3 separate regions of the Homo sapiens genome follow, and regions 2 and 3 are each linked to region 1. Evidence: chromatin contacts called from ENCODE Hi-C or POLR2A ChIA-PET data. All regions are on one chromosome and are shown on one strand. The core of a region is the stretch at or near the end of the contact, and the rest is flanking DNA. Distances in the headings are between cores, read along the strand shown. Region 1 overlaps LOC124904186 (a long non-coding RNA gene). Region 2 has its middle 25 kb from the start of LINC01767. Region 3 overlaps LOC105378741 (a long non-coding RNA gene).

What was found. Hi-C counts contacts between places; a loop is a spot of excess contacts on that map. ChIA-PET counts read pairs that join two places held with the same protein, here RNA polymerase II (POLR2A). Pooled maps may share reads with other maps.
Region 2: a loop to region 1 is called in a pooled map of right cardiac atrium, with 2.1 times the contacts of the local background. The contact joins two enhancer-like sites. A Hi-C loop is called at or near these places in 1 of 168 maps with a recorded cell type or tissue (cardiac septum) and 1 of 50 pooled maps. POLR2A ChIA-PET finds 5 or more read pairs at or near these places in 1 of 52 experiments (WTC11).
Region 3: a loop to region 1 is called in a map of ascending aorta, with 2.8 times the contacts of the local background. The contact joins two enhancer-like sites. A Hi-C loop is called at or near these places in 3 of 168 maps with a recorded cell type or tissue (ascending aorta, gastrocnemius medialis and psoas muscle) and 8 of 50 pooled maps. POLR2A ChIA-PET finds 5 or more read pairs at or near these places in 1 of 52 experiments (naive thymus-derived CD4-positive, alpha-beta T cell).

The regions. Positions count from the first base shown.
Region 1 is chr1:56,254,574-56,257,415 of GRCh38, reverse strand. All of the region lies in intron 1 of LOC124904186 (a long non-coding RNA gene), which reads left to right. Among named protein-coding and RNA genes, the nearest start is that of LINC01767, 160 kb to the left of the region's middle. Within about 2 kb of position 1,460, at least 17 of the 41 ENCODE cell types and tissues checked have a DNase peak (open chromatin) inside an H3K27ac peak, as active enhancers do; they include ascending aorta, gastrocnemius medialis and psoas muscle, where a contact is called at or near this core.
Region 2 is chr1:56,388,530-56,391,229 of GRCh38, reverse strand. No RefSeq gene overlaps it. Among named protein-coding and RNA genes, the nearest start is that of LINC01767, 25 kb to the left of the region's middle. Within about 2 kb of position 1,294, at least 2 of the 41 ENCODE cell types and tissues checked have a DNase peak (open chromatin) inside an H3K27ac peak, as active enhancers do.
Region 3 is chr1:56,073,063-56,076,113 of GRCh38, reverse strand. All of the region lies in intron 2 of LOC105378741 (a long non-coding RNA gene), which reads left to right. Among named protein-coding and RNA genes, the nearest start is that of LINC01755, 130 kb to the right of the region's middle. Within about 2 kb of position 1,518, at least 12 of the 41 ENCODE cell types and tissues checked have a DNase peak (open chromatin) inside an H3K27ac peak, as active enhancers do; they include ascending aorta, gastrocnemius medialis and psoas muscle, where a contact is called at or near this core.

The DNA of each region.
Region 1 (2,842 bases), core at 211-2,710:
AAACAAGAGAAATGGGCATAGCCTAATTAAACCTTAGGTATCTTGTCTTTGCTTATAAGAGAAATGAGATGTGGTGTAGGTAAGAGGTTGCTAAGGTTGATGTACACATAGGAGCAACTAGAAAAGTGACTAGATCTGAGTGAGGCATCAGGCTCTGGAAGACCCCACTATGTTTCAGTGTGTTCTGGAATGGGGACATCTGTGAGCAGAGCCAGGGATTATTTCAGGTCAGGTAACTTTATCATATATATCCTACCTGCCTCTATAACTTAAGTTTCAGTCAGGCCAATTATTTTCAGTTCCACAGCCCTGCCAGCCAGCACACCCTCTTGCCCTGGGTGTGAATACGCTGCTCCTCTTTCACGTCCAGGCTTAGCCTTGTAACCCAGTCCATTTTTCAGGAAACAGCTCAGAAATCCCAGGGGTGCTTTCTTGGGTTAGATGTCCTGTCACAGTCCCCAAAGTTGCAAGTTGCTGTGTTTTTCTTTTCAACAGCGCTGAATGTACTATTAAAAAGGCCTGTTTATTGCTCTGTTTTCTCTTGTAGAATCTGAGATTCTTGAGGCCATGCAGCATGTTTTATTCTGCATTGCATGTTGGAGTCATTATGTTTGTTTGTGTGCATAGACTCTGCATGAAGATTTGTGAGGCAGAAAATCGTATCTGCTCTGTACTTCTATTTGCATGAATATTCAAATTATCATACAGTGTTATTTTACCGTGTGTGGTCTCACTCAGGCCTCATTGTGAAATAAAATAGTGTATAAACAAGCAAGCAAGCAAATAAACAAATACATGCAACTCAAATTTGCATAGTGCTTTATAGTTGAAATCATTTAATATCAATTATCTCATTGGTTATAACACTCTCATTTTGCATGTGAGGAAAGAGACTGCTCAGGATTGCTCAGCTTATAAGATAATTCAGGGCAGGCTCAAATCCAGAACAGGGGCTTTGGATAACACAGGTCCTGGGCATAAAGCCTGACCTGACCACTTGAGGGCCTCTTTGAAGTTTAATTTTCTCATTTCTAAAATGGGAATAATAATAGAACCTAGGGTAGCAGTGCAGATCCAGAGAGTTATGCTAAGCACAAAAGCTGCATAAATGATTGGTGAATACATTAACATACAATTTAACTCTGTAGAAAACTTCGCAACAAATGCCAGGTTGTAAGAAAGCACTGCAATTCCTTGTGTGTTCCTGACCACTCTCATTCTTCCTCCCAACTTTCTGCTCATTCACTTCCCTCTAGATCTTGCAGTTACTAAAGAGCCTTAGTTTTTGCCACGTGTACATTATTTCATAATTCTTGGCCTTGTTTTCGATTCCCACTCTCCCTGAGCTTGGTCTCCAAGACTTGTTCTTTTGCTGAGTTGGAAAACTTCCTTCTCCTCTTGCACAACTTCTCTGATTCCACAGCTGTGACACTCCACCTGGCAGGGAGCTCTGCTGTGGACACGGAGCTCACTTGGGGGCCTCAGTCAGGAACACAGAGGCCTCACTGCCTTGACGCAGCAGAGAACACCTTCCTCTGATTCTAGGAAATGCATGAGAAGACCTGCATTGTTTCAAAGCCAACATTTTTCAGGCATTGGACAATTTGATGGTGGAGTTCATTTCCCGCTTCCATCTGGCCTGGTTCAATTTGATCTGTCAAGTATCCTTGGGGCCAGACAGATTGCCAGATTGGGTAATTTTCTCAGAAAAGAGCTATAAAGATGAGGGTTTCAGATGTGCTTTCAGCATGAATCACAAGCTGCAGGCACCAAGGCCAATATGGAGCATATGTCCATCAATGAGGATGGGGGCAAAGCAAAGTGGGAAATACATGTGACATCCTTGGGGCTGCCACAGTTTAAAGAAGAGGTCTGCACCTGTGAATTTTTAGTACTTTTAAAAGGTATTTCCATAACCCTTTAGATTGAATTCACCTTGTTGTTCATTCAACAAAGAATTATTGAGCCTTGAAACAGATAGATATGGCCCTGACAGTCTAGTTGGAAACATTGGCCTGTAAAGTGACAAGTAAAATATAGTGTGATGAGGGCTGTAGTGAGGGAAGCCCAGAGAGTTATGAGATGCTGTGTGAAAGGCCCTCCATCCAGACTTGGTGGGGGTCGTGAAGATGGAGGTGACAGGTGGCAGGGAAGACTTGTCAGAGAAGTTTATCACTTAGCTAAGATCTAAAGAATGAAAGGAAATTAGCTAGTTGAAGAATAATCCAGGAAGAGTAATTCAGGGACAAGAAATAATATGTGTAAAACCCTGGAGGTGAGGGAGCATAACATGTTTGAGAAACAAACACAGTTTCTGAGTGGGACTGGGGTGTAGGCAAAGATGAGGTGAAGACAAGAGAGAGATGTGGGCACTCACTCCCAACTTTTTCCCTCTTTTCCCTTTACTAAAATATTTGCCTGAGCAAAATATGCTCAGGAATATACGTGTTAAAAGAGAAATTCCTTACACTCATAGATTTAGAAATTCTTAAAGTTCGAATGGGACTTTAAAAGCTACCCATTCAGAAAGGAGGCTATCTTAAAGGTGAAACATCCATAAATAAAGAGGCAGCTCAGAACGTTCCTGGGTATGGCAGGATTTTGCAGGATTTGGATCCCAGGATTTGGGCTTATTACTAAGCCATTGTATGAGGCCCTAGCAGAGCCAGAGCATGAACTGCTAGGAGGGGTTTGCACGTAATAAACCATACCTGCTGTTCTTATATTAACAATCAGGGTTAGCTGAACTGCAAGTTCAAAAGATTTACCAACAGGCTATCTGGCTACATAATTTCAATAACCCCAACTACTCAAGCCATTTGGGACTCCATCAAAGGGTACC
Region 2 (2,700 bases), core at 45-2,544, 130 kb before region 1:
TTTAAGGCTGAATAGTTTACCATTGTGTACATATACCACACTTTCTTCATCCATTTATTTATTGATGGCCACTTAGGTTGTTTCCGTATCTTGGCTTTTGTGAATAACGCGGCATGCTAAAAAGGAGTAGATTTTAAATGTTCTCACCACAAAGAAAGGGTAAGTATGTGAGGTGATGGATACGTTAACTAGCCTGATTTGATCATTCTACAATGTAAAAATGTATCAAACTTCACACTGTATGCCATACATATTTGCAATTATTATTTGTAAATTAAAAAAAATAAAAGAACAAAACAATTGGCCACTCAGTCAGCTCCATTCAACTCACACTCCAGGGTGTAGTGTCTTCCTCAAGCTCTAAGGAGACGTGTTTACACAACATCCAGGCATATTTTCTGACATTTCCAGGGTACCTGGCACTGTGCTAGGCTAGGGTTTTAAGGAAAAGGGGGTGGGCTTGTCCTCTTTTCTTTTCTTCCTGCCTCCTTTTTTCCCCTCCCTCCCTCCCTCCCTTCCTTCCTTCCTCCCTCCCTCCCTTCTTTCCTTCCTTCCCTTCCAATGATATAATTCTTCCCACTTCTCTAGGCTTGTGCCCATGGAGGAATTCACTAGGAGACTAAATTCCACTTTCAGGCTGCCTGCAAAACTCCCACTGCTGTCAGGGAGATTTCTGGGCCTTTAATGAGGGGAGAATTTGATTCTAAGACTTCTTGTTAAGATAAAGACCTGGCTGGTTTATTAACTCTATCCAGCTGGGGTACGGACTCACAGACAAATAATTAAACATTCCCTGCCTAAGAAAGTCAGGGTCTCAGAGAAAACCTGGGCTGGATCCGGTGGGAAAGGGGAAAAGGATTATCCCTTACCCCTGTACCAAGAATCATTTCCTGAAAGCCTAAAGCTGGTGGGCCTTTTCCTCTCCAGAAGAACTTTTCTTTCTCTCCTCTCCACATATCTGGATCTAATCTTAAATTGCATCCTAGAATATCAGAGTTCATTTATTCAACAAATATTTATTGGATACCTACTGTGTGCCGGAGACTTTGCTAGGCTTGGGGTGGTAATGGGAGTACTTAGAGGACTTCCTGGTCATTAATACCAGGTTATACAGGAAGAGACTGGGGCCCCAAGGGAAGAAGTCACATATCTGGGACAACAGGTTTAGTGAGGTTGTGGGCCCACTCTCACTCCCATAAAATGCTTCCCCTCCACCCTCCCTGTTTTCTCCTGGGAGTTTGACTCTCCTTAGGGCACCTCTGAGTTTTAGCTGCGGGATTGCAAGTTTCCTGAATGTGGAACCATGCCTGTCACCTCTTGGCTGGCCTTTCAAGCCACTCAGGAATCTCAGTACCTGCATTGACTCATTCAAAAATATTTGAATACATATTCAAACAGAAATTTTTAGTTCAAGGGCTCAATGCCTGGAAGTTAGTAATAATTTAATGTTTGGATAATTCATAGTAACTGATATTAATAACAATAACTAATCTTTTCTCAGCCTTCTAGTATGAAAAATATGTTCTCACATATCTGCATATTAACTCTCATGATTGCCCTGGCATTAAGTATTATTATTTACTTTTTTGTTAAGGTGAAGAACTTGAGACTCAGAAAGGACTTTCTTAAATTCTTTCAGCAAATAGTGGAATGGAGACTTGAATACTGAGTGTCAACCTTGTGACCATCCTATTGTATTGTACTGTTGTGCACAAATAAAACCCCAAAAGTGTGATGCAAGTGTGCAGGTAAACCATCTATTAAAATAGTGGGAATTTGATGAAAGAGGTCATGCAAGAGGAAGGGTTTAAATTGTCTTAGAGATTCCTGTACTCATATGTTTATGGCAGCACTGTTCACAATAGCAAATATATGGAATCAACCTAAGTATCCACCAATGCATGATTGGATAAAGAAAATGTGGTATATATACACAGTAGAACACTATTCAACCATAAAAATGAATAAAATTATGTCTTTTGCAACAACACAGATGGAACTGGAGGCCATTATCTTAAGTGAAACAAATCAGACACAGAAAGACAAATACCACATGTTCTCATTTGTAAGTAGGAGATAAATAATATAGACACATGGACATAGAGTGTGGAATGATGGACATTGGAGACTGGGAAAGGTCTGAAGGTGGGAGGAGGGTGGATAATGAGAAATTACTTAATGGGTACTGATATGGTTTGGCTCTGTGTCCGCCCTCAAATCTTACCTTGAATTGTAATAATCCCCACATGTCATGGGAGGGACCTGGTGGGAGGTAATTGAATCATGGGGTTGGTTTTCCCCATGCTGTTCTCATGGTAGTGAATAAGTCTCACAAGATCTGATGGTTTTATAAGGGGAGTTCCCCTGCATATGCCCTCTTGCCTGCCACCATGTAAGATGTGACTTTGCTCCTCCTTTGCCTTCCGCCGTGATTGTGAGGCCTCCCCAGCCATGTGGAACTGTGAGTCAATTAAACCTCTTTCCTTTATAAATTACCCAGTCTTGGGTATGTTTTTATTAGCAGCGTGAGAACAGACAAAGAAATGTACAATCTATGTTACTGGAGTGATGAATAGCCTAAAGGCCCTGACTTGACCACTACATGATCTATGCATGTAACAAAATTACACTTGTACCCCATAAATTTATACAAATAAAAAATAAAATAAAACACAATGAGATACCATTGCACCCTAGCGT
Region 3 (3,051 bases), core at 269-2,768, 180 kb after region 1:
GTAACTGCACAGAAAAGAGAGCTCTTTAAGGTCATATGAGAGACAGAGAAAAGTCGTTGCAGAAGTGGCATTTGAGAAATTGTGGAATAAGTAGGAGTTTGCCAGGAAGGGAAAATGGGGAAAAATAGAGAGGATGACACTTGAGAAGGGTCAGAGATGCAAGAATTTTGGAGACCACAAAGATTTCTAATGTTACTGGTTTGCTCTGACTGGAAGGTACAACAAACACCATAGCCATTCTCTGTCTGATTAATATGACTGCTCATTCCATATACAACTATAGCTTCTTATTCTTTTATTTTTATGAATGTCTTCAATTTGGAGGAACTTACCTATGTTCTCTCTGGAATGGTTGGAGGACATTTGTATGGCAGTGTATAGTGTCATAACCACAGATATGTCTTTCTGTTGACCTTAACTTCCAAACACTGTGATCTGCTTTGAACTTATACTTATTTCCTGGTCAACCTACAGCTTGAGGGCAAGCTCAGAATAAACCACGTTTGTTTGAGAGTTTCGACACTCATCAACTGGGGGAAGCATATTCCATACCCTCTTACCTGTCTGTCAGGCACAGTATGAGAAGAACGTTGACTTTGAGGTCAAATATACCTGTGTTGATCTTAGTTTTGTCCCTACTAGTTGAGTACACTTGCCCAAGTTACTCAGCTTTGCTTATGTTATCTGTCCAATGGAGGTAATTATTATCTCATAGAGTGGTTGAGAATATCAATGAATTATTAAATGTCAAATTATTGGTACAATGCCTAATATGTATTAGGTACCTAGTAAGTATTAGTTCTCCTCTTGTCTCTTTGCAAATATGAAAACTGTTGACCTTCAGATGTGCGCCAGTGCATGTGAAGTCAATGTGGGGATTAGAGTTGGCCTCTTTCACCTCCAAATTAAAATCAAACTGTGCAGATTCTTAAATGCACCCAATTTAGACTACCTATAGATTAGAGAGCCACAGCACACTTCAAGTGATAAACGGTAGGATTTTTTTAGTCAATTTGATGAATCGCTTTTAACAATTTTACAGGGTTATCTGTTATGAAATACTAACCCTAATCTTATTCATATCTTTAATATTATCCATTCACCTTGATGCTTCCAGTGATTTAAAGATATTTTATTTTTTATTGACACATTTTTGTAAGCTATCACAAATTCCTTATGGAAAGAGTAAGATATACAACACACAAAACAATGGAATGAAGTACGATAAATAAAATAGCCAAACAAAGAATTTATCGAGGGCAACTTTCTGCCTCAATGTGTGCTTTGTATCTTAATTAGGCTGAAAGCCTTGGGAAGCATACCATTTTATTGAACAAACACTATTTGACCTTTCTAATATTTTATTTTTACCCACAAAGAAAATATCCAAAGAACGAAACTTTCTGATATGGAACAAATTCTTATTTTTCTTTGGCACATACTTTGTATTGGATTGTCAAAGACAAAGGAAGAAAGGCTCGCTGAGAGCCATGGGAGAGTGTGGTGTTTTCAATGCACCTGGCATTCCTGGCTCTTCTCCTACTGGGGCATAGGGCTGTGTGAAGGGCTGGACGTTTTCAATCACAAATTCTTGCTTTGTCTATAGCATTAACCCTGTGAGCCTTCTCCACTCTTTCTATGACACTTGGCATCTATCTCCTTCCCCAACCCTGGGCTGATAGAACAAACTGGTAGAATCAGTTGACACAATCTCTATCAGAAGCAACTGGCCTTGTCTTATCCAGAGCCAATAACGCACAACACACAAGATGGCTGAAGTCCAAGGTTCCTGCACATTAACAGATGGAGGGGAATTATCAGTGGAGAAATACAACCAAGCACCATGTGGATGGGTGACAAGAAGTCTTCTGGCCAGAGGAACAGATTACATACCAGCACTGCCTTGGCTCACTGCCCCGAAGAAATACATAGCAATCCACACTCGGGGAAAATTCCATGAAATAGCAGAGCAGGAACATCCTGAAGCCAATGGCAACACATTCCAAGAAAAACATCCAATGAACCAAACCCAAAACAACACAGACCTCAGAAACGTAAATAAGAATTAACTGAAAAAGGAAACCTTCAGAGTCTTGGGAAGCAACACAACAGATTAAGTGACCACAAAACACTAAAACACCAACTAGTTATTTACCCACTGCTTTGCGGTAAATATAAGGCCCATAGTCTCCAGGAGGTTATTTCTGGGCGCCAAGGACTTAGCACATAGTCCAGCAAAGAGCTTGGGCTTTATTTTCCTACCCAGGGCAAGTGGCATTTGTAATGGGCCTGAGAACCAGAAAGAAGATATTTTTGAACTACTTAGTCTTATGGCTATTTATAAGGATGAGAGAAGATCAGAGGGTGGGAAATGCACTGGGCTTCAAGTTAGAAGACTAGGGTTTGCATTCTTACTCTGCCACTGACTAGCTCTGCTGTCTTGGCAAGCTACTTAACCAAGCTGAGCTTTGATTTCCTCACTTGGAGAAATGAGTGGATAATAAAAATTATTATTTGTTCCTCATGGGGTTGATCTGAATATTAAATGAGAAAATGGAAGTACTCCTAAGAGGCAGAGTACAATGCAGTAGCCAGCCATTATTATGGTTGTTTCTATTGCTGTTACTACTTCATTACCCTAGGATCACAGGAGAATTCACGTTTGCTAACTTGAGATGAATTTCCTGATAGCTGAGGTTTGCCCTCACCCCCAAGCATCTATCTCAATGAATTATCTGCTTCCTTGAGAAGGTTCTTGTACATAGTTTAAACTTTTCTTGATGACTTAGAACCAAAGATATGAACATCTATTATTGTCCTCAGTAGCTTACAGTTAGTTCTGTTTGATTTTTCTCTCTTTCTTCTGTGAAGTCAAGCAAAGCCACAACCCACAACTCCTGACCTGTCTATATTTGTTTATTTATTTATTTTTGAGATGGAGTCTCACTCTGTTGCCCAGGATGGAGTGCAGTGGTGCAATCTCAGCTCACTGCAACTTCTGCCTCCTGGGTTCAAGTGATTCTCCTGCCTCAGCCTGCCAAGTAGCTGAGA